Linked DNA regions of Homo sapiens: all the other regions are linked to region 2. The links are chromatin contacts, found by Hi-C or POLR2A ChIA-PET in ENCODE. All regions are on one chromosome and are shown on one strand. Each heading gives the region's core, a stretch centred on a gene start or an enhancer-like site at or near the end of the contact. The rest is flanking DNA. Distances are from core to core; before and after follow the strand shown.

Region 1 (2,765 bases), core at 155-2,654, 280 kb after region 2:
CAACAAGAATAAATGAAAAAAAAAAAAAACCTATACATATAAGTGCAGAGGCAATAAGGAATAAAGGAATAATCACAGTGCAGAGGAGATTCAGACTGGCCCTAGAAATTAGGAAGAGATGTGTTGGCAGTGAACAGATGATATCCAGTGGGGGAGAGGGTGTTAGGGAGCAAAAGTGCTAAATGATGACTCAACCCAATCATCTAGCTCTTCCAATTCACCTGGCTTCTCTCCCCAAACCAGAAAATAAAACCCAAGTCCTACCCCCTGAACCACTTCTCTCCTCCCCCTCTCCCTCTCCTAGGCTGGACCGGGATCTCCATGGCTCAGGAGGGACATAGCACAGGACTGGATAAAAGGCCTTAGAACCAGTTAGTGATCTGCCTACACCTGAATCCCTGAAACATCTGAACTGTTTTGTAAATCATCTTATCCCCAACCTCAGTACCACCGGATCTTCACTTCTCAGTGGGATTTTGTCCTTTGCATGACCCTACTTTCAGCAGGGCTTTGAGGCTGGGAAACTGATCTGCTGGGTGACTTTCATTCCAGTTGCTGGGACGGAAGGCTGAATGTAGGGTCATTTTGTATGGGATATGCAGAGCTCTGGGTTTTTTTGTTTTTTGTTTTTTGAGACGGAGTCTCGCTCTGTCGCCAGGCTGGAGTGCAGTGGTGCGATCTCGGCTCACTGCAACCTCCGCCTCCCGGTTCAAGCCATTCTTCTGCCTCAGCCTCAGCGAGTAGCTGAGACTACCGGCGCACGCCACCACGCCCAGCTAATTGTTTTGTATTTTTAGTAGAGACGGGGTTTCACCATGTTGGCCAGGATGGTCTCGATCTCTTGACCTCGTGATCTGCCCGCCTCGGCCTCCCAAAGTGCCGAGATTACAGGTGTGAGCCACCGCGCTCGGCCAGAGCTCTGGGTTTTAATCCTACTTTAGCTGTAGAACCTTGGGCAAATAACTTCATCTTTTTGGGTCCTAATTTTCCTCCTGTCTAACTGGAGGGACTGTGATCCTTCCACCTTGGATGGAAGAGGCTTACCTGACAGCCAGCCTGCCTGCTGGGAGCCAGGAGAGTCAGCTCATTAAATCTTGAAGAACCGCTGTATGCCCTTTTTCCTTCTAAGTCATGTCTGCTGCCTGTGAGCCTGGGAAGGAGTGCTTTCAAAACCTGTATTTTTGCCCTCTTTAGTAAATTTAGAACTGTAGAGGCTAATAAACTGCGATGAGACATTTAAGCTCTGCTCCAAAGAAGTGAACGACTCTTTCACCACCCCTTGCATCCCAAACCTTCGGTTCTGGCAGAGTTCTTGCCGCAGAGGTTCCTTAGGAGCACCCCGCGCGGCCCGCGCGAGCGCGCCTGCGCGTCGAACCCCACCCCCTTCCCCGCGGGCCTCGGTTCAAACGACCCGGTGGGTCTACAGCGGAAGGGAGGGAGCGAAGGTAGGAGGCAGGGCTTGCCTCACTGGCCACCCTCCCAACCCCAAGAGCCCAGCCCCATGGTCCCCGCCGCCGGCGCGCTGCTGTGGGTCCTGCTGCTGAATCTGGGTCCCCGGGCGGCGGGGGCCCAAGGCCTGACCCAGACTCCGACCGAAATGCAGCGGGTCAGTTTACGCTTTGGGGGCCCCATGACCCGCAGCTACCGGAGCACCGCCCGGACTGGTCTTCCCCGGAAGACAAGGATAATCCTAGAGGACGAGAATGATGCCATGGCCGACGCCGACCGCCTGGCTGGACCAGCGGCTGCCGAGCTCTTGGCCGCCACGGTGTCCACCGGCTTTAGCCGGTCGTCCGCCATTAACGAGGAGGATGGGTCTTCAGAAGAGGGGGTTGTGATTAATGCCGGAAAGGATAGCACCAGCAGAGAGCTTCCCAGTGCGACTCCCAATACAGCGGGGAGTTCCAGCACGAGGTTTATAGCCAATAGTCAGGAGCCTGAAATCAGGCTGACTTCAAGCCTGCCGCGCTCCCCCGGGAGGTCTACTGAGGACCTGCCAGGCTCGCAGGCCACCCTGAGCCAGTGGTCCACACCTGGGTCTACCCCGAGCCGGTGGCCGTCACCCTCACCCACAGCCATGCCATCTCCTGAGGATCTGCGGCTGGTGCTGATGCCCTGGGGCCCGTGGCACTGCCACTGCAAGTCGGGCACCATGAGCCGGAGCCGGTCTGGGAAGCTGCACGGCCTTTCCGGGCGCCTTCGAGTTGGGGCGCTGAGCCAGCTCCGCACGGAGCACAAGCCTTGCACCTATCAACAATGTCCCTGCAACCGACTTCGGGAAGAGTGCCCCCTGGACACAAGTCTCTGTACTGACACCAACTGTGCCTCTCAGAGCACCACCAGTACCAGGACCACCACTACCCCCTTCCCCACCATCCACCTCAGAAGCAGTCCCAGCCTGCCACCCGCCAGCCCCTGCCCAGCCCTGGCTTTTTGGAAACGGGTCAGGATTGGCCTGGAGGATATTTGGAATAGCCTCTCTTCAGTGTTCACAGAGATGCAACCAGTAAGTGTTTGGTGATGAGCCAGGGTCTTTGTTGACGGATCTGAAAAGTCCTGGTATCTAAAACCCAGTTGCTAAGCCAGCCAGTGTTGCTTACATGAACTGTTACTGACTTACCTGGTTATTGATTCATAACATGCATTGGTTATTCACATTGTTAGCCATTGATTCCACCTATTATTTATTGAGCAACTACTGGTTGGTCATTAGGTAAAATGTCTTACTGCTCATTAGGTGATTATTGACCAAATAGTTAAGATTG
Region 2 (2,994 bases), core at 1-2,500:
ACACCCAGCTTAAATATTTACTGAAAACACTGCCTGTAAGAACACAATTTTAAGAGGTAGAAAACAGTACTCCTTTAAAAGCATATCGCTCGAGTGGCAATCCAATCTACCTTTTCCTTGTATTGTTTGCCATAGGTTTTCTTCCAGAGATGCCAGTGGTGATCCAGGGTAGGATCTTTATGCAACTGTGCCACTGCAGAGGAGCACACCAAGAGCACACAAACCAGCCGTTTCATTCTGTGTAAGGAAAGGTAACATAGGAAGTGTTGCTATTAGCTGCATATGTTGTGACCACATGTTTTCATAAGAGAAAATAACAATGCAAAGTCTATCAAAGGGACAGACTATTATAAACAGAATTATACAGGAAAATTCCTGGGATATATAGTCACAGGGAACAGCTGCAGATTTATGTCAGAAATACTACTTCCAATGCTTAGTAGCACTTTAAAAAGTGATTTCCAGGAATTTCCCAATATCTGGTAAACCAAACACATCTAGAGGGTTAGAAAACAGGGACTTTCCAGGATTTGCCAACAAATCTAATCAAAGGAAATCTCTTTCTCTCTCTCTCAAAAAAAAAAAAAAATCATCCTTAAGAGAGACAAACCTCTGAAAAATCAGTTTATCTCCTGAATTTTTGAATACATGGGCTCTTCTTAACTGACCTGTTTAAATATCCACAGTCTTTACAGATAGTTAAAAGACAATTCTCATCTATTGCTTTCACATCTTTAGGTAGGTAATTTTCCTTTTTACGTTTTTTTTTTTTTAATGATCAGACATCTGTTTCAAATGAGGCAATTAACTACTCTTTAAAATGCCACTTCTGTATTTAATTCAAGAGACATCAACAGAAATTCAGCGACTAGCTCCCTCAAACTGGATTCTACTTTCTTTTCCATTTCTTTTTAATTGAAAACATCTGGAATTTTAAACATGTAAGCCTTTAAATTATATTCCAAAGAAAGCCATGTTTCAGTCTCAACTTAGATGCTTAGATGCTCAAGCAGACATTAACTTTTTAAAAATAGAGAAGAGGCAAATTGAACGACACGATTTTTTAGTTTACTTCCTGAAACCAAAGATTTAAAACCTAGCAGGCAGAACAAGTTACAAACACAGAGTGTTTGAAGACCAAATGGGAGAAAAAGAACAAAGAGTACATACGTGATAGAACCAGCAGTTGCTCCCACAGTAAGAGTCCTTGAATTAGTGGGCTCTCTTCTAAGATTTCAAAGCAACAAGGAGATTTCAGTTCAATTGACTTGAAAAGAAATTGGAACTTGTCACATGAGGTACTCAAAATGAGGAAGTGAACTTTCATTTCAGTTTCATTTAAAATCTAGCTAGTACAGTCACCTCTAGTCATTTCCCTATGGTCTTGGGGACAAAGTGGATACAGTAAGCCATCAAGAAGAGCCCTTGTCTGAGCCCAGTGGCTCATGCCTATAATCCCAGCACTTTGGGAGGCTGAGGCGGGAGGATCACTTGAGGCCAGGAGTTCAAGACCAGCCTAGGCAATATAGTGAGACCCTGTCTCTGCAAAAAAATTTTTTTTAATTAGCTGGGCATGGTGGTGCATGCTTGTAGTCCCAGCTGAGGGGGAGGGTGAGGTGGGAGAATTGCTTGAGTCTAGGAGGACAAGGCTGCAGTGAGCCATGATTATGCCACTGTGTTTCAGCCTGGATGACATATCAAGACCCTATCTCAAAAAAAAAATTAAATTGAATTTTAAAAACACCAACTTTTACATGGAAAACATTTAGTTATAAAGAGATTTAGATAAAGCTCCCCAAATCCCAGCTCCTTGTATGATTTCCTAGGAAAACCTGTCTTACTGCTTTTAACACAACTCATTCATGATCTGATATTGTCTGGTTCTCACTCAGCCATTCCTTCGTTCATCAAACTCAAAATGTCTTTATTAATATATACTATATGTATAGTTTAGTAATATGCGTGTGTGTGTGTGTGTGTGTGTGTATGTGTTAGTATATTCATGGAAAAAAGGATACACTCAAATATATCCAATTGAGAATGATTACCTGGGTGGGGTGGGAGCAAGACGAACTATCATCTTTTAAATTTGCATTTTCCTAATTACTAATGAGGTTGAGGATCTTTTCACACATTTATTGACCGTTTGAATTTTCTGTGAATTTCCTGTTCATCTTTTTTGCTCATTTTTCTATTGTATTGTTGCATTTTCTTAGTGATTTGTGGGAGGTGTGTGTGTGTGTGTGTGTTGTGTGTTTTCCGAGACGGAGTCGTGCTTTGTCTCCCATGCTGGAGTGCATTGGTGCGATCTTGGCTCACTGCAACATCCACCTCCCAGGTTCAAGCGATTCTCTGCCTCAGACTCCCAAGTAGCTGGGATTACAGGCACCTGCCAGCATGTCCAGCTAATTTTTGTATTTTTAGTAGAGACAGGGTTTCACCATCTTGGCCAGGCTGGTCTTGAACTCTTCACCTCGTGATCCACCCGCCTCAGCCTCCCAAAGTGCTGGGATTACAGGTGTGAGCCACCGTGCCCGGCCAAGGTGTATGTGTTTTAAAAATATATTCTGGCTTCTAATCTTTGACAGTTATATACCCTTAAAAACATCCTCCCTTAGTCTTCCACTTGTCTTTTATTTTATTTTTTCTTCCTTTGCATAAGCCTATGAAATTCCACTTGTCCTTTAGTCTTGTTTATAGTGAGTTTTTCTATATGAAATTTTTTTATGTTGAGGTAGAACATTTTATTCAGCTTTTCCGTATAATCAATCTATACTGTTTTTGTATAAGAAAATTTTCCTCATCCAAATGTAATAAAGATACACTCATCTTATTTTTATACTTTCAGAGAGTGTTTTATTTATCTTTTCTATGGCTACTGCTTTTAGGTGTTTAATTCACCTGGAATTTAGTTTTGTGTATGGTATGACGTAGGGAGCTTATTTTCTTTGTTTTCCAATTTTGATTCTACCTCTATTGTACACCAAATTCTCA
Region 3 (2,789 bases), core at 104-2,603, 300 kb after region 2:
GGGGCCAGGAAGGATAAGTAGTGCGTCCTTTTCTATTTTTACTGAGTTTTGAAGGGCCCCTTCAGAGTCCTTCAGCCATGGCAATTGGTGGGTGGAGACAGGGATCAACTGTTTGGTAAATAAAGTGACTAAATGGATTTGCAAACTCATGCTCCATCCTCTTGCAGGCCTCCAAAAAGAAATGACTCAGGCCGGGCGCGGTGGCTCACGCCTGTAATCCCAGCACTTCGGGAGGCCGAGGCGGGCCAATCACTTGAGGTCAGGAGTTCGAGACCAGCCTGGCCAACATGGTAAAATAAAACCCCATCTCTACTAAAAATACAAAAATTAGCCCAGCGTGGTGGCGGACGCCTGTAATCCCAGCTGCTGGGGAGGCTGAGGCAGGACAATCACTTGAACCCGGGAGGCAGAGGTTGCAGCGAACCGAGGTCACGCCACTGCACTTCAGCCTGGGCGACGGACGAAGCGAGACTCCGTCTCAAAAAAAAAAGGCCGCGCGCGGTGGGTCACGCCTGTAATCCCAGCACTTTGGGAGGCCGAGGCGGGTGGATCACGATGTCAGGAGATCGAGACCATCCTAGCTAACACGGTGAAACCCCGTCTCCACTAAAAATACAAAAAAATCTCCGGGCGTGGTGGCGGGCGCCTGCAGTCCCAGCTACTCCGGAGGCTGAGGCAGGAGAATGGCGTGAGCCCGGGAGACGGAGCATGCAGCGAGCCGAGATCGAGCCACTGCACTCCAGCCTGGGCGACAGAGCGAGACTCCGTCTCAAAAAAAAAAAAGAAAGAAAGAAAAGAAATGACTCAGTTATTTGTTTCACTGTTCTCACTGACAGCTTGGCTCTGGGGTCCTTACATTCGGCCTGTAACTGGAAAAATGTGTCCATCAGGCACCAGAACCCAATGCACAAAGCCAGGAACGTCCCAAACAGCTGCAGCCGAGGTTGGGATAAGGAAACGAGGCTTTCCTGTCAAACTAAACCTGGCCGCCCCGGACCCCGAAGAAGCAGCCAAGAGTTAAGACGCAATCTGCATGACTGACGCACGCTCCGAGTCTCCCTCAGCAGTTCGCCAGGTTCTTGGCGCCAACACCAGACCTAGGATCCGTCCCCTGCTGGAACTATTCAGACGCGCAAGATACGTAACCAGCAGTCCTCCGCCCCGTTAAATAGTCCTGCCTAGCATGCCTCGGTGACGCACTTTTCCACCTCAGAAGTGCCTCAGCAGAAAGGCGATGAACCTCGGGGGTGCATCATCTTTCTGTTAGAATGGGAGCATGAGTTTTCTGATCATTTTCCCTTCACAGATTCCTCCGCCAGAAATCTTACTCGCGGCGCCTTCATTTCCGGGTCCGCCATTTTGTTGCCTCTGTTTCTCCACGAGGGGGGGTTAAAGGCCCCCAAAACATGCACACATGAAAAGGGCAAAAAGTAACCGTCCTTGACAGGGAGTCTTAACTAGAGAAGGAAACGGGACTAAACTGGCGGGCTCCGTGGAAGCGTGGCCGGCAGCGTCCCGGACGAGGAGGTGAGGAGGAAAGAAGAGATGTGTGGACTCCGGGGGGCGTCAGGGCTGGAAAGGAAAGTGCCGTGAGAAGTCACACCGCTTCCCAGCCCAGCCTCGGACTTCTGGGTGCAGACCTCGCGGCTCCCCGTCACTGAAGCGGGGGCAGCGGCGGGAGGGGGACGGGGAGGAAGGGGATGCTGTCGGGAGGAAGGGGAGGGGACTGGAAGGAGGTGAAGAAGGGGGTGGGTGTAAGACCTGGGGCTGGGGAGCTGGACCAAGGGAAGCCCAGGCCGCGGAGGTGACCACTAGGGGGCGGCGCGGAGCCGGGGCCGAGGCCTGTCGCCGAGGCTGAGTTTGGCCCCCTGCCCCAAATTGGTTCCCATCTTTCAGACAGACATTGGTGTGAGGAACTGTAGGGTTTATGATAGAGAGGGAAACGGCGACTCTCATTATCTGACCCAAATAATGACCTGAAAGATTACTAGTGAACTCGGTAATCTGAATGAGAGCAGTACGGGCCCCGCCTCTGCTTTTTTGCTCTTTTTTTTTTTTTTTTCAAAACTGAGTCTTGCTCTGTCACCCAGGCTGGAGTGCAGTGGCGCGATTTCGGCTCACTGCAACCTGCAGCTCACTGCAACCTCCGCTTCCCGGGTTCAAGCGATTCTCCTGCCTCAGCCTCCCGAGTAGCTGGGATTACAGGCGTGCGCCACCATGCATGGCTAATTTTTGTATATTTTTAATAGAGACGGGGTTTCACCATGTTAGCCAGGCTGGTCTCGAACTCCTGACCTTAGGGGATCCCCCCGCCTTGGCCTTCCAAAGTGCTGGGATTGCAGGCGTGAGCCACGGCTCCCGGCCTCGCCTCTGCTTCTTTCACAGTTGTTTGTACAGCTGGCCGCCCAGTGGGGACTTGAGCAATACTAAAAGAACCATAGATTCTTCCATTGCAATTCTTTCCGTTGGCTGTCTCCTGTTTTCACATACTTCCTTGAGCCAGAGGTCATCCCATTCCTCTCCCTTTTCCCAAAAGGGCTTTCTCTCTAGGGGGTCCCCCCCAACCCAACGTCTTTGGAAAAGGACAGTCTATGGCTTACTATCAACGATGTAACAAAATTTTGGCCATCCAAGACCATATTTTCATCTAATCACTTGGTCCACCCAATCCAGTAGAGATGTTCTTAGGCATGTATTTTCACACGTGCTTTGATGACAATAAAGAGAAAACTGCCCCATCCAGATTCTTAAATAAACAAAAGTAATTACTCTAATTATCTTGGATAATA

What was found. Hi-C counts contacts between places; a loop is a spot of excess contacts on that map. ChIA-PET counts read pairs that join two places held with the same protein, here RNA polymerase II (POLR2A). Pooled maps may share reads with other maps.
Region 1: a loop to region 2 is called in a pooled map, with 3 times the contacts of the local background. The contact joins the promoter of C1orf56 here to the promoter of CTSS in region 2. A Hi-C loop is called at or near these places in 5 of 50 pooled maps. POLR2A ChIA-PET finds 5 or more read pairs at or near these places in 2 of 52 experiments (CD8-positive, alpha-beta memory T cell and activated T-cell).
Region 3: a loop to region 2 is called in a pooled map, with 5 times the contacts of the local background. The contact joins the promoter of GABPB2 here to the promoter of CTSS in region 2. A Hi-C loop is called at or near these places in 1 of 37 single-sample maps with no recorded cell type and 4 of 50 pooled maps. POLR2A ChIA-PET finds 5 or more read pairs at or near these places in 1 of 52 experiments (B cell).

Annotation. Positions count from the first base shown.
Region 1 is chr1:151,046,347-151,049,111 of GRCh38, forward strand. It overlaps C1orf56 (chromosome 1 open reading frame 56), which reads left to right and starts at 1,405. Exons shown (of 2, transcript NM_017860.5): 1 at 1,405-2,506. The coding sequence starts at 1,502. It overlaps BNIPL (BCL2 interacting protein like), which reads left to right. Exons shown (of 10, transcript NM_138278.4): 10 at 305-1,374. The coding sequence ends at 341. RefSeq lists enhancers at 1,733-1,782, 2,063-2,302.
Region 2 is chr1:150,764,528-150,767,521 of GRCh38, forward strand. It overlaps CTSS (cathepsin S), which reads right to left and starts at 1,251. Exons shown (of 8, transcript NM_004079.5): 1 at 1,171-1,251; 2 at 111-237. The coding sequence starts at 236. RefSeq lists enhancers at 142-191, 1,122-1,266, 1,125-1,269 and cis regulatory regions at 1,194, 1,197.
Region 3 is chr1:151,069,408-151,072,196 of GRCh38, forward strand. GABPB2 (GA binding protein transcription factor subunit beta 2) reads left to right here and starts at 1,354. Exons shown (of 9, transcript NM_144618.3): 1 at 1,354-1,527. MLLT11 (MLLT11 transcription factor 7 cofactor) reads left to right here. Exons shown (of 2, transcript NM_006818.4): 2 at 1-137. RefSeq lists enhancers at 869-1,803, 1,227-1,436, 1,804-2,738 and silencers at 1,637-1,716, 1,747-1,906.